Regions from separate parts of the Homo sapiens genome. Here all the other regions are linked to region 4. The links are chromatin contacts, found by Hi-C or POLR2A ChIA-PET in ENCODE. All regions are on one chromosome and are shown on one strand. The core of a region is the stretch at or near the end of the contact, and the rest is flanking DNA. Distances in the headings are between cores, read along the strand shown.

Evidence for each region. A loop is a pair of places that touch in the nucleus more often than their neighbours do. ChIA-PET counts read pairs that join two places held with the same protein, here RNA polymerase II (POLR2A). Pooled maps may share reads with other maps.
Region 1: a map of natural killer cell shows a loop between it and region 4 (14-fold over the local background). The contact joins the promoter of EAF2 here to the promoter of RABL3 in region 4. A Hi-C loop is called at or near these places in 7 of 168 maps with a recorded cell type or tissue (CD4-positive, alpha-beta T cell, CD8-positive, alpha-beta T cell, ascending aorta and 3 more) and 20 of 50 pooled maps.
Region 2: a map of naive thymus-derived CD4-positive, alpha-beta T cell shows a loop between it and region 4 (27-fold over the local background). The contact joins the promoter of MIX23 here to the promoter of RABL3 in region 4. A Hi-C loop is called at or near these places in 1 of 168 maps with a recorded cell type or tissue (naive thymus-derived CD4-positive, alpha-beta T cell) and 17 of 50 pooled maps. POLR2A ChIA-PET finds 5 or more read pairs at or near these places in 1 of 52 experiments (CD4-positive, alpha-beta memory T cell).
Region 3: a loop to region 4 is called in a map of tibial artery, with 9 times the contacts of the local background. The contact joins the promoter of GOLGB1 here to the promoter of RABL3 in region 4. A Hi-C loop is called at or near these places in 2 of 168 maps with a recorded cell type or tissue (naive thymus-derived CD4-positive, alpha-beta T cell and tibial artery), 1 of 37 single-sample maps with no recorded cell type and 13 of 50 pooled maps. POLR2A ChIA-PET finds 5 or more read pairs at or near these places in 1 of 52 experiments (activated T-cell).
Region 5: a loop to region 4 is called in a map of CD8-positive, alpha-beta T cell, with 21 times the contacts of the local background. The contact joins the promoter of ARHGAP31 here to the promoter of RABL3 in region 4. A Hi-C loop is called at or near these places in 2 of 168 maps with a recorded cell type or tissue (CD8-positive, alpha-beta T cell and naive thymus-derived CD4-positive, alpha-beta T cell) and 7 of 50 pooled maps. POLR2A ChIA-PET finds 5 or more read pairs at or near these places in 1 of 52 experiments (activated naive CD4-positive, alpha-beta T cell).
Region 6: a pooled map shows a loop between it and region 4 (6-fold over the local background). The contact joins the promoter of CD80 here to the promoter of RABL3 in region 4. A Hi-C loop is called at or near these places in 2 of 37 single-sample maps with no recorded cell type and 3 of 50 pooled maps. POLR2A ChIA-PET finds 5 or more read pairs at or near these places in 1 of 52 experiments (H1).

The regions. Positions count from the first base shown.
Region 1 is chr3:121,833,260-121,836,737 of GRCh38, reverse strand. It overlaps EAF2 (ELL associated factor 2), which reads right to left and starts at 1,529. Exons shown (of 6, transcript NM_018456.6): 1 at 1,347-1,529. The coding sequence starts at 1,452. It overlaps IQCB1 (IQ motif containing B1), which reads left to right and starts at 1,678. Exons shown (of 15, transcript NM_001023570.4): 1 at 1,678-1,772; 2 at 2,259-2,347.
Region 2 is chr3:122,381,109-122,384,487 of GRCh38, reverse strand. It overlaps MIX23 (mitochondrial matrix import factor 23), which reads left to right and starts at 1,257. Exons shown (of 5, transcript NM_001017928.4): 1 at 1,257-1,314. The coding sequence starts at 1,264. It overlaps FAM162A (family with sequence similarity 162 member A), which reads right to left and starts at 306. Exons shown (of 5, transcript NM_014367.4): 1 at 189-306. The coding sequence starts at 222. RefSeq lists enhancers at 122-171, 1-495 and a silencer at 262-411.
Region 3 is chr3:121,747,733-121,750,994 of GRCh38, reverse strand. It overlaps GOLGB1 (golgin B1), which reads left to right and starts at 1,254. Exons shown (of 22, transcript NM_001366282.2): 1 at 1,254-1,363. RefSeq lists enhancers at 1,287-1,526, 1,547-1,596.
Region 4 is chr3:120,740,643-120,743,840 of GRCh38, reverse strand. RABL3 (RAB, member of RAS oncogene family like 3) reads left to right here and starts at 1,325. Exons shown (of 8, transcript NM_173825.5): 1 at 1,325-1,379. The coding sequence starts at 1,334. It overlaps GTF2E1 (general transcription factor IIE subunit 1), which reads right to left and starts at 1,097. Exons shown (of 5, transcript NM_005513.3): 1 at 1,047-1,097. RefSeq lists enhancers at 1,045-1,164, 1,045-1,339, 787-1,425, 1,305-1,594, 1,426-2,064.
Region 5 is chr3:119,292,920-119,296,210 of GRCh38, reverse strand. ARHGAP31 (Rho GTPase activating protein 31) reads right to left here and starts at 1,828. Exons shown (of 12, transcript NM_020754.4): 1 at 1,207-1,828. The coding sequence starts at 1,306. RefSeq lists a silencer at 1,396-1,515 and an enhancer at 2,356-2,405.
Region 6 is chr3:119,557,570-119,561,111 of GRCh38, reverse strand. It overlaps CD80 (CD80 molecule), which reads left to right and starts at 1,498. Exons shown (of 7, transcript NM_005191.4): 1 at 1,498-1,672; 2 at 3,184-3,483. The coding sequence starts at 3,384. It overlaps LOC107986118 (a long non-coding RNA gene), which reads right to left and starts at 682. Exons shown (of 2, transcript XR_001740861.2): 1 at 367-682. RefSeq lists enhancers at 1,225-1,274, 2,045-2,104, 2,375-2,534, 2,896-3,190 and a silencer at 2,896-3,190.

The sequences.
Region 1 (3,478 bases), core at 280-2,779, 1.1 Mb before region 4:
ACCAGATAAAGACGCATATCACACTTCCGGAAAATGGGACTGAAGAGAGAGAAACTGCAGAGCCAGCACAGCACCATCTCATCGTGGGGAGCTCTGGATGAGAAAGTATATGATAAAGAAGAATAAACAAGGGACACTGTTGAAGAGTTTCTGTTCACAAATATCTCACCCATTTATTCTACCAATTGGATGTTAATTTTGCTTTAAAAAAACCCTTTTAGTAAATATATTCTTGCAGGGTTAAAACCAGTGGTTCTTCATACCTTTACTTTGAGTAACTATAACTAAATTGTCTACAACTTAAATAAACTTTTGGGAGAATGTATGCTTTAATTAGTTGTTTTGATTGAACCATGGAACATTTCAGAGTAAAAACCATAAAGGTCTCTAAACAACCCGAGAACAGAATGACTGAGAAAGGCGGAATGATGAGATATTAAGGAAGGGCAAGGCTGGGGAAAGGAAGTGAAAAAATACTTACAGTTTTACCACAGAAAAATGAGAAGTTATAATTCAGTGATCTTGAAGTTTCCTTCCCGCTCTACAATTCTATGACAGTTGTTATGCAAAAAACGAATGTCTTACACATAAAAACTTATATGCTATATTTTCCTTCCTGGAATCTATATCATCCAACTGCTAAAGCAAAAGAGCTCCTTTTTCTACTCCAACAACATAAAAGAGAATAATTTATTAAAACTAGTTCCAGAGGACATAAAGAAAACCAAAGGGTAGAAATCATAGGGAGGTAAGCATCTTCCAAATAAAGAAATTAATAACACACCCTCGAATACTTTGATAATCAGTATTTGATAACTGAGTGAAATCTGGGGTCCAAAGAGATATACAGATCATTGGGATGGTTGAGAATTTCTCCCTTTGCAAAGAACACACCAAATAAGAACCCTCATCTGCCAGAGGTGAGAAAAAGTGATGAAAAGAGAGAATATTGCCCCACCAGCCTCAAGGCATTCAAGTTCCCCGGCATTCGGTCCTTAGTCCCTTCCCATTTGTCACCTTATTATTTTCCTGTCCACCCCTGCATCATCCACCTGTCACGTCTGTCTCCACAGTCACCTCTACAGACTTTTTTCACACTTTCCCTTCCTGTCTGCTGGTCTCAACGCTCTCTGTCCAGGGTTTACCCACATTTGCTCTACTCCGATTCCTTCCACCGACCCCCTAAGACTCCGAGCAGGTTAGAGGATCGCGCTGCCTCCCCCCTCCCCGCCCCGTAGTCTCCAACAGTGTAAGGGGTACTGTGGGAACAAAACCCAGAGGGGTTTGTGCCTCTTCACCCCCATCCCGGGAGGCTCCCCCTCTATCCCCGGATGGTCCTCACTCACAGCGCACAGTGTGGAAGGCGCAGCGCGGCTGCTTCTCGAAACTCTCCCCTAACTTGAGAACCCGCTCGCGACGGTCTAGGTGTGAGAATCCCGCTGCGCTATTCATAATTACTCTCCTGCTTTGACTTTAACTCCGCCACCAGCGCTCACTATCTGCCACCTCAGCCTGAAGCAGCTGCACTTGATCCCGCCAGCCAAGTCACCCAGACTCCACCCCGCGCTCGACGCGCACCGCCCCACCGGAGCGTCTCACGTTCTGATTGGCTTATTAGCAAAGGGCGCTCCGCCCCTTGACTCCGAGGCTCCTAGTCCCGCCTCCAGGCCCCTTCCCGCGTCGCGACGCACGCTGCCCCGGAAGGCCGCGGCGCTGTAGTGCGGCGTGGGAGCCCCAGGTTCTTTAGTGGAAGAACGCGAAGCGAGGATGAGGTAACTTATCTGAGGTGGTGGCTGGGGAGGGAGAGGGCCCCAGGGCGCCTACCAGGAGGCCAGGACCCCAGGCTCCTGGACGAAGTCAGCCGGCTTGTAAGAGCTCTTAACGGGAGAATCGGCCTGCCCTCACGCCCACTCTGTAGAGATCTGGTGTGGAAACTGAGGCCTGGGGAGGTGCAGTGTCCAGGCACAGGGCCTAGTGTCTTATCCAAGGCCTGGTAGCGCGAAAGCCGGGTCTAGAATCTGGAGTAAAGGAGCCCAGAGGCCCCAGAATCTCGGTCCTTAGACTTGAAGCGACGCTGTTACCTCAGTAATCGTTTTCTGACCTTTTTGTACCAGAGGAAGTTTCTTGTGGTCCTAGGACTGGAGAAGGGGATGTGTAGTGGGGAGGAGAAAGAGGATTCGGAGATAGCAACTGCAGACATTTAGGATCAGCCGCAACAGGATCGCACTGAATTTCCTTTTCATTTATTTTCCTCACAGTGATCCGTGGAGGCAGTAACAGGCGCGGCGAGGGAGAAGTGATTCCCGAAGAATCAAGGCTGGGCCGGACCCGGTGGCCTGGCAACAGGGTAGTAGCCTTAAAATAGATAAATAATTGTCTTTTTGTGTCAAATTTCATGAATTTAATGTAAAGATGGGAGAAGTGTTGAATTATAGGAGAAACACTCGAGAAAGTTTACAGATGGTTTCCATAACAGGTGGTTTTTCAGGGTAATTACGCAATCCAACTGCACTCCCTCACCTTCTGCCTTAGGCACATTTGTCAATTGATTTTGGGGTAGGTGGTTATGTCTCCTTCAACCTGTCTGTGTAAATCCTACCCTTTGAAGGTGTGCCGAAGCTGTTTCATATCGTAGTTAAATGCTTTAAGGCAGATGGTGGCTCTAGTTTGAACCCCTGCTTTATACTTAACAGTGTGACTTTGTGCCAGCTAATTACATTCTCCAGAGTTTAAGTATGCTCATTGTTCAAATTGGGAAAAAAATAATAGTATCTGTTCCTTAGAGTTGTTGGAATGATTAAATGAGTTAATACATGAAAGCAATTAGAACAATTCCTGGAGCATGATAAGAGGTCTCCAAATGGTTATTTAAGGCCCAGCTCTACACTTATACTACATTTTAAGACCATCTTGGTGGCTGCCTTCTCTTCTAAATAGAATCATTCTAGGAGGTAGGAATTGCTATTTTGTTTACAGCAAGAAAAATGGTTCAGAGAAGCCCAGTCCTCTGACTTTATGGCCTGTATTCTTATCTGTGTCATCTATTTAGCATTTAACATATATCTGATATTCTTAAGTATATTTTTTTGTATCTGTGTGTGTGTACACATGTACATAAACATACTTTTCTTTCCCAACCAGAACAATAGCAGAGAGTATGTCTTGTGTAGAATCTTTGCATCCCCTGCATCTACCATACTGCTCTGCACATATTTGTTGATGACAATAATGATTTAGTGATGTTTTATTACGGTAGCCAGGAGGGCACAAACTGTTTTGAGCCTATTTTACGTTAGAGAGGCTTCCAACTATAAATCTGAGCTTTCTCTATTGTAACAAGAGAAAAACAGAAAGTCAAGAAATTGAGGCTCAGAATGCCTGAGGTTTGTGCATTTACTCATACTTTCAACCTGTATTTAGCAAATCCTAGTACGTGCCAGGTACTAGTCTAGCCACTGGGAATACAGTTGTGAACCAA
Region 2 (3,379 bases), core at 8-2,507, 1.6 Mb before region 4:
CCAATGCCTATCAGCAGCTGCTCACCTAGTTCCCTCCCACATGGCTACTAAGTAGGTAGGATTCTGAGGAACCGAGAAAGTGCGTCATGGAATGGAGCCACTCCGGGGCCCAGGAAGGCTTCAGGATTCCCCCACCCGCAGCGGCCGGGCCAGCTCCCCTACCTCCCATATCCCGACCGGCGTCTCACCTGCTGCCAGGCGCAGACCGCTGAGGCTCCCCATGGCCACTTGCTACTCCGCCGACCAGCGCAGAACTTCGCCGGGGACGGTGGCGCTGGTGAGCTCAATGTCACCCAGCGTTGGAGTGGGAAGGACGCAGGCGGCGCCGGGGGGCGGGGCGTGCGCGACGCGGTGTACAGGCCTGCGCCAGTGCGGGGCGTGTAGGACGTGCGCCACGCGCTGGAGACCCGCGGCGCCAGCCTAGTGCCCCTGGCGCCGCATCCTGAGCCAGCCTCGGAGATGGTCCTGTGGAGTGTGGCGCCGTGGGCCCTTGCCCTAGCGGATATGTACCCATGGGAGTACCTGTGTGAAATAGAAAGGAAATGTGCAACTTTCGTGATCTGTAAACTCCCGAAATACACCAGATAAACCAGTATTCCAGTATGCCGCTCTTCCAGTGTTTTCAATGAACATATGCTTTTATCAGAAAACACATAATTGGACTCTGCTCAGTGGCCCTATCTCTTGTTGGAGCATCCCTCAGGCTAATCTGAGAAATTAACATGTATGTTTTCAATTTGTTTTCTATTTACCTATTTTCTAAAAACATTTGATCATCTCCATCCTAAACACTTTACTCATACCCACCCACACTGCCAGAAATGCCGTTTTTTCTTGACGTTTCTTAGTGGTCCCAAATTCTTAACAAAGACCCCCCTGCTCCAGGGTCCGGGGAGGAGGTTAGGCACTGGAGTGAGAGGTATTAGAAAGGCCTCACTTGCCTAGATTTCCTTCAACGACCTGGTAGGGGAACCACAAGGAAATTGTTTCCCTTTTGTGAAAAGATGGGATTGGAGTAAACAGTCCCTTCAAGGTCTGACAATCTTTGATCCATGTATCTGGCCCAGTTCCAGGAGGACATGTTAAAAGGGTTGGGACAGCAGGGTGACAGGTTCCGAGGTGGATGCGGACCACGTTGAACTCAAGCCTTGCACTCAGCTTTCCTAAGGATTCCCCTCGTACTATATTTTTTGTCAGGCGACTCCGCGGTCACCTTTGCTCCGCGGTGATTGGCCTGCAGCGGGGTCCTCGTGTTTGTCCAATATGGCGGCGCCCAGTGGCGGTGTGAACTGTGAGGAGTTCGCCGAGTTCCAGGTGATGGGGTTTTCCTCATGTGGCAGGCATGTGCCTCCTTTTGTCCCCAGACCCTATTCCCTGCTTTGCGAGGGAGTATGAACCAGCTTTGGAAAAAGCGGGCAATTCAAAGCTCTTTTCTCGAGCCATTGGAGGTCATGGGGGGCGCGGGTTTGGCCTTAGGGAGCGAGGCTGCTCTGTAGGAGGAGGGAGGAGGGGGGTCATAGTTCTCTCCGCGGCTCTCCGGCCTTGTCTGGGAAGCTCTGGGTAATCTGCTGTGGTAAAGCTCGGGATGCGTGGATAAGGATTGTAACAATCTTGTAGCAGTTCCCTGAACTCAGTTTCCAGCTTCTGCCATTCCTCTCCTACTTTTGTAAGTAGAGTTTTTGTGGGAGAGAAGAAGGTGCAGAAGAGCTATTTAGTTGATAAAACATACTTGGTGCAATTTACTATTTTTGTGGGACAGGACGTATGGAAGCTTGGAGGGAGGATTAATTATAGTACCTGCTCTAGTGTCATTGCCCATTAGAGAAGATGTAATATTTAGAGGTTTTGCCTTTTTATGTTCAAATATCAGAGACCTAGGGCTAATTATTAACACCTGAATGCAAGAATAGGGATCTGGTTTTGACCAAGTTGCCATTAAAGTTATCTGTTCCAATTCAGTCATAAATGTGCTTCTGTTTAGTTACAAAGTTGAATTCCAAAATCATGATCTTAAATATGTATTGCATTATTAACTAACCCAAGATACTGAAAAATTGACCTATCTGTAGTAAGCTTTGTACTTTGAACGGTTTGAAGGTAGTGGTATTCTTGAATACTGCCTCAGCCTCCCTGTAGCTAGGACTACAGGCACGTGTCACCACGCCCGGGTAATTTTTTAAAAGAAATTTTGTAGCGAGAGTGTCTCACCAAATAATCCTCTTGCCTCGTCCTCCCAAAGTGTTGGGATTACAGGCGTGAGTCACCACGCCCGGCCTAAAGTGTTTAAAATTTTTGCAACTCTTATTTTTTCATTATAAAAATTAGATTTAGTACTTCTGTAAAATATCCTATTTCCAAATTGAAATAAAATCCAGAAAAGAGTGTTTAAAATCGAGTGCCTAGAATCCCATTTTAGCATGCATTCAAGAATTTATTAGATACTGTATTAGTCCGCTAGGGCTGCCATAACAAAATACCACAGACTAGGTGGCTTAAACAATAGAGATTTATTTTTTCACAGTTCTGGAGACTAGAAGTCCAAGATTAAGCTGCCATCAGTTTCTAGGCTATACAGTTTGATTTAAGGGGGGAAAAAGAGTGCCATCAGAATTAGTTATAGTAAGGCTTCTCTTCCTGGCTTGTAAATGGCTGCTTTCTCACCATGTCTTCTCTATGTCACTATCTCTTCTCTGTGCCTGCACCTGGAAGGAGAAGGATCTCTGCTATCTCTTCCTCCTCTTCTTTTTTTTTTTTTTTTTATTTTTTTTTTGAGACAGAGTCTCGCTCTATCCCCCAGGCTGGAGTGCAGTGGCACAATCTTGGCTCACTCCAACCTCCACCTCCCGAGTTCAAGCGATTCTCCTCCTGAGTAGCTGGGATTATAGGCGCCTACCACCGTGCCCGGTTAATTTTTGTATTTTTAGTAGAGATGGGGTTTCACCATGTTGACCAGGCTGGTTCCAAACTCCAGACCTCAGGTGATCCGCACCCCTTTCAGCCTTCCGAAATGCTGGGATTACAGGCGTGAGCCATGGCGCCCAGCCTATCTCTTCCTCTTCTTATAGGGACATCAGTTCTATCGGATTAGGGCCCACCCTTATGACCTCTGTTTAACCTTTATTACATACCTCAAGGCCCTATCTCCAGATACAGTCATGTTGGGGATTAGGGATTCATGAATTTTGGGGACACACAATTCAACCCGTAACAGATACCTACTAGTCTCCTGGCACTTGCGAAACCCAGTGGATGGAGTATAAAACAAGGAACGTAATCTAAGTAGGGCTATAAAATGTAGAAAATATTGGGAAGAAAAAAGAATAAAATGCTGAAAGAATTTAGAGAGTTGGGCCTTAGGCAGGCAGGGACTAGGGGTATT
Region 3 (3,262 bases), core at 5-2,504, 1.0 Mb before region 4:
AAATATATAACATATTGTTAACTATAGTCACCCTACTGTGCTATCAAACACTTGAACTTATTCCTTCTATCTACGTTTGTACCCATTAACCAATCTCTTCCCTCCCTCCCCCAACTCCACCTTCCCAGCCTCTGGTACTTATCTCTACTCCATGAGATCAACTTTTTAAGCTCCCACATGAGTGAGACCATGGGATATTTGTCTTTCTGTGCCAGACTTATTTCACTTAGAATAATGACCTCCAGTTCCGTAAGATGGGCAGCCAGGAAAGGCCTTACTTAGCTGATGTTTGAATTGTGAAGTTATGTAATCATTAAGATGAGTATACATACAATGGGCCAGCTGAGTGCACAGCAAGATTCAATAAATTCAAACTAACATTACTCTTATTGCCAAGAGAGTGCCTGAAATGACAGCTCATTGGAAACTGGCTACTTTCCTTCCCTTTCCTTAGGGGTTTAAGGAAAGCATGAGTGATTTCAGTCTTTTGCTGGAGCTCCTCACTGACACTCATTGCAGAGCCTGAGCCCTCAACTCTCAATCTTTGCTTAGGTCCTGGCTTAGGCTCCACTTTGTAAGAGGCACCTTCCTAGTATTCACTACTCTCTCTCTCACAATCATGTCCTTACAGACATTGCTGATCCTCTTTCATACTGACACCGGGTTCTAGTCCGAGTTCCATCACTAAGTCGCTGTTTGACTTTGGGCAAGTTACTTCTGTGGTTAATTATTTTTCATCAACAAAATCAAAAGGTGAAACTAGACGAACAACTAAGAGGCTCCAGTATTTTTTCAATCTAAGAGTCCCATATCCCCCACTCCCTTCTCACAGCTCATTCAACAATCCTAATGGCAGCGGGTGCCCGCAGTCTCAAGTCTCTGCCGAAGCCCAAGCCGCTGTCTCGGTCAGTCACAACCGACGAAGAGGAGGAATTGGAGGAAGCCAGCATAACCACTTCACACTGAGAACATCTGACCTTTCCCAGAACGCCCGCCCACTCGACACTTCCTGTCCCTCCCCAGATCTTGTTCCGGGGCACCTACTCGCGTCTAATCACTCCCCTCATTCACTCTTTAGGGTCCATTGGCTGTTTCTTTGAGGAAGCGGAGCATCTTCTGTCGTTGATTGGTTTCCGTCATTGTTGATAGGTTGGTAACAAACAAGGTGTGCCTGGTCTCCCTGGTAACGTCCTGCCGATAGTCCTGATTGGTCGGTGTCTTAATCCCATCTTCCGTCCCAACTGCTAGTGGCTGAGTCCCTGGCGGGGCGCGGCGGTGGAAGGTGTCGCGTACGGGCTTCCCGAGCTGACGTGGCTTGAATTGGGAGGGGGGCAGCTGGAGCCTCAGGCGGCAGCGCTTCTAGGTGAGTAGGGGACGCTACCCAACTCTTCCCTCTGCGAGTCCAATAACGGTCACCCCCGCCAGAGGGGCCGCGGGAGCTGCCCAAGCAGCTACACCGGAGTCCCCTCCTCGCCCCGCCTCTCCCGGATTCAGTCCTGGATCCGGCCCTTCACCCGCCTCCTTCACCTACCAGGCCTAGTTCTAGTAGCCCACAAGCCTCGGCCTCTCCGGTGGGCCTTCGGGGTCACCCTGCGCAGACTTGGACCACTTGCTCACGGTCTGTCCCCTCCCCGGTACGTTTCTCCTCTGGGAGCGACGGGGAAAAGCGCCTAGGTCAGTCCTGTCCGCACGGCCTTGTTCCTGGAGCGGCCTGCCTAAGTCGGCCTCCGTACGCAGCCGCTGACGTCGGAAAGAACCTGCTGGGCCCCTGTGCTCAGGCCCTAAACAAACTTGGTGTCCCGAAGGGGAGGCGCGACCAAAAGAAATCAAAGGTCTTTAGGGCGGAGATCACAGAATCATTGGAGATATTAATGCAAACGGAGGCCTGTCCAATAATCCTGCTAATGCTAATGGGTTACTGGAAAGATGAGAAGAGAGGAAAGATCCCAACGATCCCGTCAACACGAAAATCCCAGGAATCAGAGGTGGGCAGGCTGTTAGAGAAAAAGGAACCTCTAAGAGAGTTCTCGAGGAAAAATAACTTGGTTTGATGGTGTGGAGTATGTTTAATCTGCACAACCGGAATGTGAAAGGGAGGGTGAGTCCTTTGAGGAATGAGGAATATATTTGTCTGACTTATTTAAAGAGCTCCAGTTGGTCTATGGGGAGCGGACAGTTTGAGAGTGGGACAGGGATATTTACAATCATGGGTAAGTACTTTCACTTTTGGAGATAGTTGGAAGCTGTCTGAGCATTTAAAGGACCTTTTTACAGTTCTGTGCAAGATGCAAGCAAGTGGAGGGCTCTTTACATAAGGGCCAGAGGCCTTTCCAAAAGCGTGAATTGATAAGATTTAGATGGTCAGAATGGTTATGAAGGGGCAAACTCAGGAAATATCCTATTGGAAAAATGGCAGGATTTGGTTTTGGAATAGATGCAGGAAAAAGTTGAAGAGTACTCAAAAGTTGCAGGCATTGTACATTAACTGCTTCATAGCTTTTACTTCTCATCCCTTGACCACAGAATGACCATTTAATGTTTTTCTTTTCACTGCATCAATATTTTTTACTACCTCAGCAGCTTCCAAACCTTTTAATTGCACTCCCTATCAGTAAAACATTTTTGAGCATGCATCTCCCCAAATGTTGTGTGTTTAATTATTTATAGTGTATGACTACCACTGTAAATATGTTGTGTATAATATGAAATATGCAAAAGTATAAACGTAAAAGAATGAAGTTTTTAAAAAGCCTTGTCCACACCTTGGGACCTCCCAACCCAATTTGACAATCACGTAAAGATACTTCCTTGTTTTTCAAGAAGGTCGTTGGCATTTCTGGCATCCAGACTCTGGGATGCAGCCTTTCTTAAACATGATCTTTAGAAGATTTTTTTCAACCTTCTGCTTGAGTTTTATAGGCCCCCTTTCTTTTTCTCCCTTTGATTAATGGATTAATTAAAGGGATGTTGACTTTATCCTTGTTTATAAAATAAATCATTCATTAATTTCTCTAGGTTAATTACTATTAGGAATACCACTGATCATTACATACCAGTCTGTGGTTAGAAACCATTATGTAAAAGGAGACTAAGCTCTATATTGCTGTATTTTTAATTAAGCTATTTTAAAATCAGCTATATGCTTTTGATAAAAGGAAATTTAATACAGAAGGATACAATGTAAAAAAAGTCTTTTTCTTTTCTATCTACTGATCTACCCATCTCCATTCCCCACTTCCCAGAAGTAAGCACTGTAAATAAT
Region 4 (3,198 bases), core at 76-2,575:
CTGCCCTCTGTCTACCCTGTCAGCCTCATAACCAGCCACACCAGCATATTCTCAATTCCATGAGCCACATGTGCTTTCCCTGCATCCCAAGGCTTTGCACATGCTGTTCCTTCTGCCCCTACAGCTAAGCCCAAACCCCCTTCTCCTAATCATCCTTCAAGTCTCAAATGATATTTCCTCATGGAGGCCTTCCCAGACTCCCCATTAAGTAGCATACAATCATCCCCTTTCACGTGTTCCATGGCTCTTTCCCCCTTCTTGTACTTTCTCCATGTCTATCTCTAAGACCAGACTTCATCTTGTTCACCAATTAATTTCCAGCATCTAGCATAGCCAGACAAGTACTTCCATAAAACTTTCCATATGTCTCCTAGGCACGTTTTGTTCCAACATGGCTCATCTTGCCAGCTTCCCCCTGCTTCACTTCCTCCACTCTTGTTTCCAAGGTAGAATCGGACAGGCTACTGGGCACTCTCTTCTTAAATTTAAAACAGTTTTAAGCGGGAGGTGCGTGGATCAAATTCAGGATGTTAAAAGATTGTACTGACTGCAGAGTGGAGAAAAAAACAAGAAAAGTGGATGCGAAGAGACCAGTTAGATTACTTCAGTAAATCGCCACTCCAGTTCTAGAACAACTTGGGATTCTACACATCTAACTGCGGTGTTGTGTTACCACATTTCATGGCACTTTCCACGCCTTCACACACACAGCGGCAAACTACCGCGAAACCTCCGGACCCAGCTGCCCTCCACGAGACGCGTTCGGTGATATGCACTCCTCCCCAATGCGAGACTCCGAGACCCCAAACTCCCTCGGACTCTCCCAGTTGGGTCCAGGGCCACACTCGGCGCAGCCAAGCCCGCCCTACCCGAGGTCGCACACGGGCCGCTCCGGGGTCAATGGTTCTTTGGAGGACCAAGAGGACCAAGGCAACAGGGTAATTCATTAGGGGAGGATAGTTAAGAGGGAGCGAAAGGAAGAAGAAATCATGAAATGCAATGCCCGGCCAGGGAACTCCGAACAAGGAACAGGGAACAAGGTTTACCAAGGCGAATCCTGGAACACTCCCACTACAGCTGCCCCCAGCGCTTCAACTACCGGCTTAAATGAACCACGCCCCTTGCGCGACAAAGAAAACGCACTATTCCTGCGACCAGCTGGGGAAGCACCCCGCTACCTTTTACCAGACCAGCCAATGAGTTCAGTGAAACCTTCGATCAAGACAGTCACGCTCCGAGTGGCCAATGAAATTGAAGGCTCTGCCCTCCATGCCCAACTCTGATTGGCTTACAATCCAGGAACAGGCGTTAACCCAGGGAAGGCAGTGGCAAGATGGCGTCCCTGGATCGGGTGAAGGTACTGGTGTTGGGAGACTCAGGTGAGCGGCTTACCCTACCTCTGGGGCTCCAGACACTTTTGAGTTACCCAGTAACCCTCCCCTTAGCTTCCTTCCCTCAACTTCCTGGCTCCTCGGCCCGTGGCTGAAGTCCCTCCCAGGGCCTGAAGACTACACTTCCCAGGGGACTTTGCTCCGTGTGACGACGCGGTGGCGGCGGCGTCGTCGCGCGGGTGGGGGTCGCGGAGCCCGGGTCTTTTGCCTTCGCGGCTTTCCGCATCGGTCTCCCAGGCGACCCCAGCCTAGAGTGTATTGTCAATTCTTTTATTAAAAAAAAAAAAAAAAAAAGCAGGCATTGAGTATTGTATGGGGTTCTATGTTAAGGGTACAGAAGTTAGTAGGACCGTGCCTTCAAGAGATTTTGTTCATTAAGGAAGTCAAACGTGCACTGAGAAACGTGCACTGAGAAACGTGCACTGGCAAGCGCTTCGCATGTATTAACTCATTTAATTCTGAGACAGTCCTGTTATCCCATTTTACAGATGAGAGTAGTGAGGCAGAGAGATGTAAATGACAGAATCCTTTTGAACGCGGAGTCCACGAACTTAAACGCTAAGTTATAATTATGCAGTGACATATTGGGTAGTGGTCCTGTTTTATTCTTAACTGAGCTTAATTTCCTGGTTCTCGTTTGATCTTCATTGAAAACCTATTATGTCCTAGACTGTACAATAGAGAAATTAAAGTAAGAGTTTTATTCTGAAGCAGCTAGGATTTAACGCTGAGCCCAATTTAATCCTAGTGTTAAATATATATATATTTTTTTAATCTCAGTGGATGCAAAAAGAATTCTTTTGACACCTGGGACATTTGAGAACTACAGCTGGCGTCTGGATTTCCAGCTCCCACCTCACTGCCCTTATCTTTTCTTCCATAATCCCCAATTCAGCTCTCCTTAGTAACTTCAATAAATGCTGACCTTGCATTTTATAGAAGCGCTCCTCTGGAGTTGGCCTAAGAGCATGTGTTGTGAGCAAAGACGTTGTGCTAGATGCTTGGAGGTGGAGAGGCTTGAAAACTTAATAGAAACTAAATAAAATTGTGGGCAGCAAATATAGGTTAAGAATGTTTTCACATTGCCCTGAGGATTATTTGCATTATGAAATATTTTACAGAGAGCATTATTTAATATTCCCCTAAGAAAGTTGCCTTTTGAAACTTAATGAACATAATCACAATTTATGTCGACTTCATTTCTATCAGGTAGCTTGAAGTGGTGCCGAAGTTAATTTAATAAAATCACTCAGTTTTACAGATAAAGTAATTGTGGCCTAAAGGGACTTGGCAAGAGTATCACTGAGTAGAATTTACAATCCAGAACTAACAGACTTCTTCATGATACGTTAAGTGGGTGTTTTGTGTCCTTTATAATTCCATTTTCTATTGTATCTAACAATCCCTTCATATTACAAACTGTTGCAACTAGTCAATTTATTTTCTTTCCAACAGGCACTGTATTAGGTTCTGGGGTTATAACTGTGGAATTAATGCGTCATATAACAGGGATAGAATTAGCAGCTACATTAAATGTGGAAAAGTAATCAGGCAATTGATAAGCTTCCCTACTGCCCGCCTCCCCTGTTATGGTTTAGTTGTAAAGCAGAAGACACAGCTGTGATGGCCAGGAAAGTGATTGATGTTGTCACACATTCACTAATGTTAACCTTTATGTGCAAAGTTAGTTATTGTCTTTTTATCTTTTTAAAAGGTAATTTTGTCAGTCTCCTTTTAACTGCGATTTAAAAGTACACAGTCTGACAGTTTAGAATGCACTTTTTACACTTCCTCAGCCTTTCTTTCA
Region 5 (3,291 bases), core at 579-3,078, 1.4 Mb after region 4:
CACACCACTGCAAATTACTAGGTGGTGCTGAGTCTCCCAAAACACAGAAGTGAAACAAAAGCATTGCACTGTTTTTGAAATGCATATTCGATATGGACTAATCAAATAGGTTTTGAGATTATTTTCCTGGAGGCAGAATTATTCCGCACGGTTACACAGCCCTTAGTTTTCCCCTTTGTTGTATCTATCTATGTATAAACACATGGCCTATATAGTAGGCTATTTTCCTCTCGCTGAAGCTTCTGAAGACAAGGCCTTTTTGTCAAGGGTAAGTGCAAAACCAGTCAACCTTACAAAAGGAGTCATTTAATGCTCAATTTTCCAACTTTCCTATGATTAAACACTTCTAAGCTCAAACGCTGTTATTGTAATCTAGATGGTGTTTTCTTTCCCCCTTCCCCAACAAATGTTTAAATTGTCTCCGCTGGATTCCCCCATCCCCAACTCCCCCCTACCCCCATCTGACCTTGAAAACAGAGAAGTTTTCCTTTTCTCTACTTACCCTAAACTATTTAAAAATGGAGGCCCTCTGACCTTTTTACAACACTCTTCTTGTCTGACACACCAAATGTTAATCTGAAAGCCAAGAGGAGGGAAAAGGTCTTGCAGGGCGGGGAGGGGGTTGTGGAAAGGGGGTGGAGGTACTATATATTTGGCATCAGCTCAGAAATTCAGAAATGTTTGTGCAACCACTCCCCCAGCCAGGATCCTCCCCCACCCCCCACCCGCAACTGCCTTCTAACACATTAATAAAAAAAGATGTGAGCAGACGAAATTGGAGAGCCCAGGAGGGACAGCTAAGGCGGTCATGATTTTGTACCCAGGCAAGACCACTGATCACCATCCCACATGTCCACCCCTCCTCCCTCCCTTCCAACGTGCCAAGTTTAGGATTGGGACCTCTGCAGCTTCCACCCCCATCCCCTGAGGTGGCCCGGTAAACTTGCGGCAGTACCACCCATTAACAGCTTGTGTGAGGCAAACGGAAGGACTGACACAGCAGCCTCTGCGCGTCGGGACAGCAGCGCTGTGCACCTTAAGAATCGTTTATGTTCTTTAAAAAAAAAAAAGAAAAAAAAGTGCAATGAGCGCACAGGCCTGGAATACATTAACTTGTGAACCGACTCTATCACAACTCGAGAGAGTCCGTCTCTCCCTCAAACAAAAAGAAGGTGGGGGCGGGGGAGAAAGGCCAAGGCACATTACCATCCTGTCCCGAGCTTTCCAGATACTCCGTCAGGTCACAGCCAAACGCGCTGGCGGCTCCCTTTCGTTTCAGCTTCTGCTTAGCACCCTTGTTCTTCATGAGTTAGTCCCAAAGAGGCTGCCCCTCCGTCTCTGCCGCCCCTCTGCTTGGCACCGCTGTAAGATGGGCTCCCGGGCTAGATCACCGGCTGCCCCGCGGCTCTGGGGGGCCGCATCGGAAGATGGAAGAACTTGGGCTGGGGGCCCTGCGCATGGACCCCGCGGGCCGCGGGCCGGCAGAGCCTGAGATCCACCCCGCGCCGCTCCGGGGCCGCCGTGCCGAGGCCGTGCAGACTGGCAGCCGCGGGCCGGCTCGCCTGGGAGTGTCACTTCCTCACTTGGAGTCCTAGGGACTTTCACAGGCTCCTGCGGTGTCTTCGGGTGTTTCTCCTCAGCTTAAGAGGGAGGGCAAGCTCTCCCCACCCCTTACTAAGTGCCCCGGAGACGACGCGGACGCGGGGCGAGGAGACTGCCCAGGGGGCTGCGGTGGGTCCTGCGCCCTGGGCCCGCTGTCTCGCCTTCAGACGACTTTGGTAGAGCGAAAAACAAGCATCCTGTCGCTGCTGCCCGCCCTCACGCCTTCCTTTTTTTCCTGTCTTACAAATCCTAGGATCATCCAGCTCAGGAAATGCTGGAAGGAAGTTAGCTAGGGAGGGGGGCGGTGGGTGGAAATTTTTGGCAGCTCGGTGCTTGTGAGTGTGTGGAGCTAGAGGAAGTAGGTGGGTGGGTTGAGGAGCACGGGGTTGGGGTAGAGAACGCGTTCTCCCGAGAGCAGTTCTGCGACTCCAGAGATAACTGGGCAGCCCCGGAGGAAATCGCGCTCTTCTCGCAGGACCCGCAGCCGCAGCCGCCGCTTCCTGCCCCGCCGAGCCGGCTCTTTGAAGTGGCGGGAGGAGGTGCGCTGGCATTCTGCGGGGACCGTGCTGGTTGGGACTTTCAGAACCCTCTGCCCTGGTTTTATCCTCATTGTCATCGTATCTTTGACACTTTCTATTTCGGTGCCCGCCTGTCTGCTACGCAAATACTTAAAGAGTAATGACAGAGACAAACAGGGGACTCCAGCGGAGAAACCTGACAGGCAGTGGCTTCACGCCGGCCACTCCCATCCCAACCTCCTCTGCAGCGTTCGTGCACCCCCACCTCAGCTCACTCCCCTCCCACTCTGGGGTAAAGATACCCCTGGGCAAAGAGAGGCTGCAGCTTTGTAACCACTGCCCAGGAAATCAGATTTCTGGTTACATATTCAAGACACACACACACACTACTGCAAAGTTTTCTAAATGGAAGTGATTTGGGGGGGACAAACCAGGATTTAAGATGCCTCTGACACATGAAATGTGAAGAAAGCAGTCTCCCAGGTTCTTTCATAATTTGTTTCAAGTTGTTTCAAGAGGGCATGTTTTTTTCTTCTCCAGTTAGATTTTAAATTCTTTAACTTCTGTGTACTCAGCACACAGAAAGCACTCAAATTCTTGTGATTTAACCATTTGAGGATTAGATGAAACTTCCTGTATAAATTCAAATCCATATACAGGCTTGAAGGATAGGGGCATATGTCATACAGCTCAGATTGCTGGCAAAGCTGCATCCGTAGCATTTTAGGTACTGAATCCCTTTACAGTCACTGTCTCTCTATGTAACCTTAACAGTCTATGAACTTTGACCCTTGACATTTTCTCTATGTCAGAGGTCACAACTTGATAGCCACCCTGCCAGATCTGGCCCATAGATGTACTTGGCTGGCAGACACCATGCTTTAACACGTTTTAAAATTAGTAGCTAGCATTAAAAAGTTAAGAGATTTCACATAAAATCTGAATTTCTGGCTTCTCTTGAAAAAATGGAAGATCTAGTTACACCACAAGTGCATTCCCATATGGCAAGGACGGCTGATGCTGAGTTGTGGCAGGCCCCTTGGAGGCACCCTCTTTAGAGAGACGACTCTTGCAGTTTTGCAGACCCCACGGCCTGTCTTCCCCCTTTTGCACCTGCCTGGCCTCTGCTGCCACTTGAGTTTGCAGCCCAACCTCTATGAATTGTCTTTCC
Region 6 (3,542 bases), core at 249-2,748, 1.2 Mb after region 4:
ATTTAAAAATTAGCCTGGCATGGTGGCACACGCCTGTAGTCCCAGCTACTCAGGAGGCTGAGGCAGAAGAATTGCTTGAACCCAGGAGGCGGAGGTTGCAGTGAGCCAAGATTGCACCACTGCACTCCAGCCTGGGCGGCAGAGAAAGACTTCATCTAAAAAAAAAAAAAGAAAATAAATTTCTAAAACTCTGTATTTCTTTGCTCTTTTAAGTTGACATCTATAACTTTCTATTACTTTAAATACCTGGAAAAAAAATCACTTCCAGTGCATTGTAATAATGTATCAAGTAGAAGTGGCTAAAATCAGTGAAAACATTTCTTTGATCTGAATAAATGTTCAAGAAAATAGAAAACATGAACTTACCTCCAATCTATGTTCCCTTTACTTGAAAATGTAATGTTGATCTACTAGAGGTAAGGCAGGAATTGTCACATCCATATTCCTTGCAACTATTCAAAATATGCATCTGAGACCAGAACAAGACACAGGTGAAGAAGGGTGCTCACTAGGCCCCTTCTGCCAATACAGAAGGAGACAGTGCAGTGGAGTCCTTTCATAGCAAGTTCTGCCTTCATGATTTCCAAAGCTTCAGTATTCCAAATCTCAGGTGAATAGGGTGGTATCCACTAAGCTCTGCCACAAACTTGTTGCTGAGATGAAGGAAGCCGCCGCTGTAGTCAGTATTTCTCACCCACACGGTTTGCTCTCTTTCTGGCTGGTGTGGGAAGGATGGCGTCTTTTTTTTTTTTTTTTTTTTGAGATGGAGTCTTGCTCTGTTACCCAAGCTGGATTGTAGTGTTGTGATCTCGGCTCACTGCAACCCATGCAAGGTGCTGTCAGGTTCCACCTGTGCAAACAAGTACACTGGTCCAGCATGGGTCAGCTGCTCACTCACAGGGGCTCCAGAATCCTACAAAGGGACACACAGGGGTGGGTGGCAACCTAGTTGGAAATGGGAGTGATGGGCATGACTAAAGTCTTCCTCATCCCACCAGAGGCGCACTCAACTGTGGCTAGGGTGACCAGAATTCACTGTCCAGCGTGGCTGGCAGGAGCCCACTCTCTGAAGATGGTGGGATTCAGAGGTGGGAGTAGAGTTGGGTGGTCCTGTGAGCTGAGCACTCTCCCAAAAGTGTCCCCTACATATGAGGTTGACAGCTTATTCCTGCAGGGACTCAGGAGTAACTCTGGGTGCTAAAACAAAACTTGAGACCAGCACAGAAACAGCCAGCCCATGAAGCTGGCCTCCCATCACACAGCAAGGCTAGCCAGATGCCCCTCACTCTTCTCGGGCACCATTCTTCTCCTCCCCTAGGCCGCCTGGTGCTCGTGGTGTTTCATGTTTGTTAGTCCATGCACGGTGGTGAGGGAGGCTGCTGTGTGATTTGCCCCAGCCACAGCCTCTACAAAAGCAACTAGAAGAAGACGGCAGCAGAGGGCGCTTCTTCAAACACCCTGTCCAACTCCTGGCACTGACAAGTACTGAGTGAACTCAAACCCTCTGTAAAGTAACAGAAGTTAGAAGGGGAAATGTCGCCTCTCTGAAGATTACCCAAAGAAAAAGTGATTTGTCATTGCTTTATAGACTGTAAGAAGAGAACATCTCAGAAGTGGAGTCTTACCCTGAAATCAAAGGATTTAAAGAAAAAGTGGAATTTTTCTTCAGCAAGTAAGTACATTTACTATTATCTTACTATGGGATAGCTTGGTAGAACTAGTTACCAGCAACCTCACTGCTTTTTAAACAAACAATACCTCTGCTACCACCTCCTGGATCCAGGCTTGCCCTCAAAGGAACCCTTAGGGTCTCATTCCCACAGGAGGCTGTGGCTTCCCGACATATTTGGAGCATCATAGTGAGAATTGTGGCCCATTATTTTAAAATATCCTAGATCCTAGCAAATATTGTTTTTGTGGGCCGTATTTGAATTTCTCAAGCCAGTAAAATTCTAGTGAAAGTGGGAAAATCGCTTGAGCTCGGGAGGTTGAGACTGTGGTGAGCTATGGTCACGCCACTGCACTCTAGCCTGTGTGACAGAGCAAGATTCTATCTTAAGAAAAACAAATTCTGGTGAATAAGTCTCTTTTAACTAATCCTGTCTAAAATGGATGATGGCTAATAAAACAATATGGCGTGGCTGGAACTCTAGCTCTAGGGTGGTCTCCAAAGAGGACACTCAAGCATTCTCTGAGCAGCACGGGGCTGTGTCCTGGTAGCAGCCTGAAGGGGTGACAGTGGAGCACAGTGTTTATTTTCATTTCTCAATTTTGACATATTTACTGGAAAAATTAATCCCTAGCCACCTCACATGACAGTACATAATTTTTTTTTTTTTTTTTTTTGAGATGGAGTCTCACTCTGTCGCCTAGGCTGGAGTGCAGTGTTGCAATCATCTTGGCTCACTGCAGCCTCCACCTCCTGGATTCAAGCAATTCTCGTGCCTCAGCCTCCCAAGTGGCTGGGATTACAGGCACCCACCACCACACCTGGCTAATTTTTGTATTTTTGGTAGAAATGGGGTTTTGCCATGTTGGCCAGGCTGGTCTGGAACTCCTGGCCTCAAGTAATCCGCCCACCTCAGCCTCCCAAAGTGCTGGGATTACAGGCGTGAGCCACCACGCCTGGCCCTGGAGTACATAATTTTGATAAGTAACGTCTGCAGTGTCTTTTTTTCCCTCCCTTTTTATGGATAGACTTTTCTGGTTATTGAGATCTCATACCCCTTTATGATATATTATTTGAGTAGAGGGTTTAAAGAATTGAGATACTTGTTTTCTTATGTTAATATGTCAAGAAAGAAGTTGTTTCATAACTTAGGTCCTGCCTTGGACAAAATACACCCTTACTGTCTGCTCTATGTTTCTTGGTATGTTCAGAAGAGGATTTGAACTTTTGCAGGTTGGCTAACAGATATGGAGGGTCCTTAGAGCTCTCCTGTTTCTAACCAAATCTTCACCCCACCTATTAAGTAGAAAGCCTTTTCATGGAAGGGCTGTGGTTGGTTCTTGGAACTGGTCCCCTCACAGAATTTCCATTCGCTTTTCCTCAGGGTCACGCCCTGCTTTAGAGGTTGCTTAGGTTAAGCTCTCCAATTAATTTTAGCAGGCAACTCGAGAGTTTTGCAACTCAAAGTAGGCACACCTTCCTTCCTGAATGACTTTTATTTGTTCCTTTTTCAGGCTGTGAAACTAAATCCACAACCTTTGGAGACCCAGGAACACCCTCCAATCTCTGTGTGTTTTGTAAACATCACTGGAGGGTCTTCTACGTGAGCAATTGGATTGTCATCAGCCCTGCCTGTTTTGCACCTGGGAAGTGCCCTGGTCTTACTTGGGTCCAAATTGTTGGCTTTCACTTTTGACCCTAAGCATCTGAAGCCATGGGCCACACACGGAGGCAGGGAACATCACCATCCAAGTGTCCATACCTCAATTTCTTTCAGCTCTTGGTGCTGGCTGGTCTTTCTCACTTCTGTTCAGGTAAGCAACTTTCAGGAACTTAACTGAGTCAACTGCTACAGGGTTAAGAGAAAGGACAT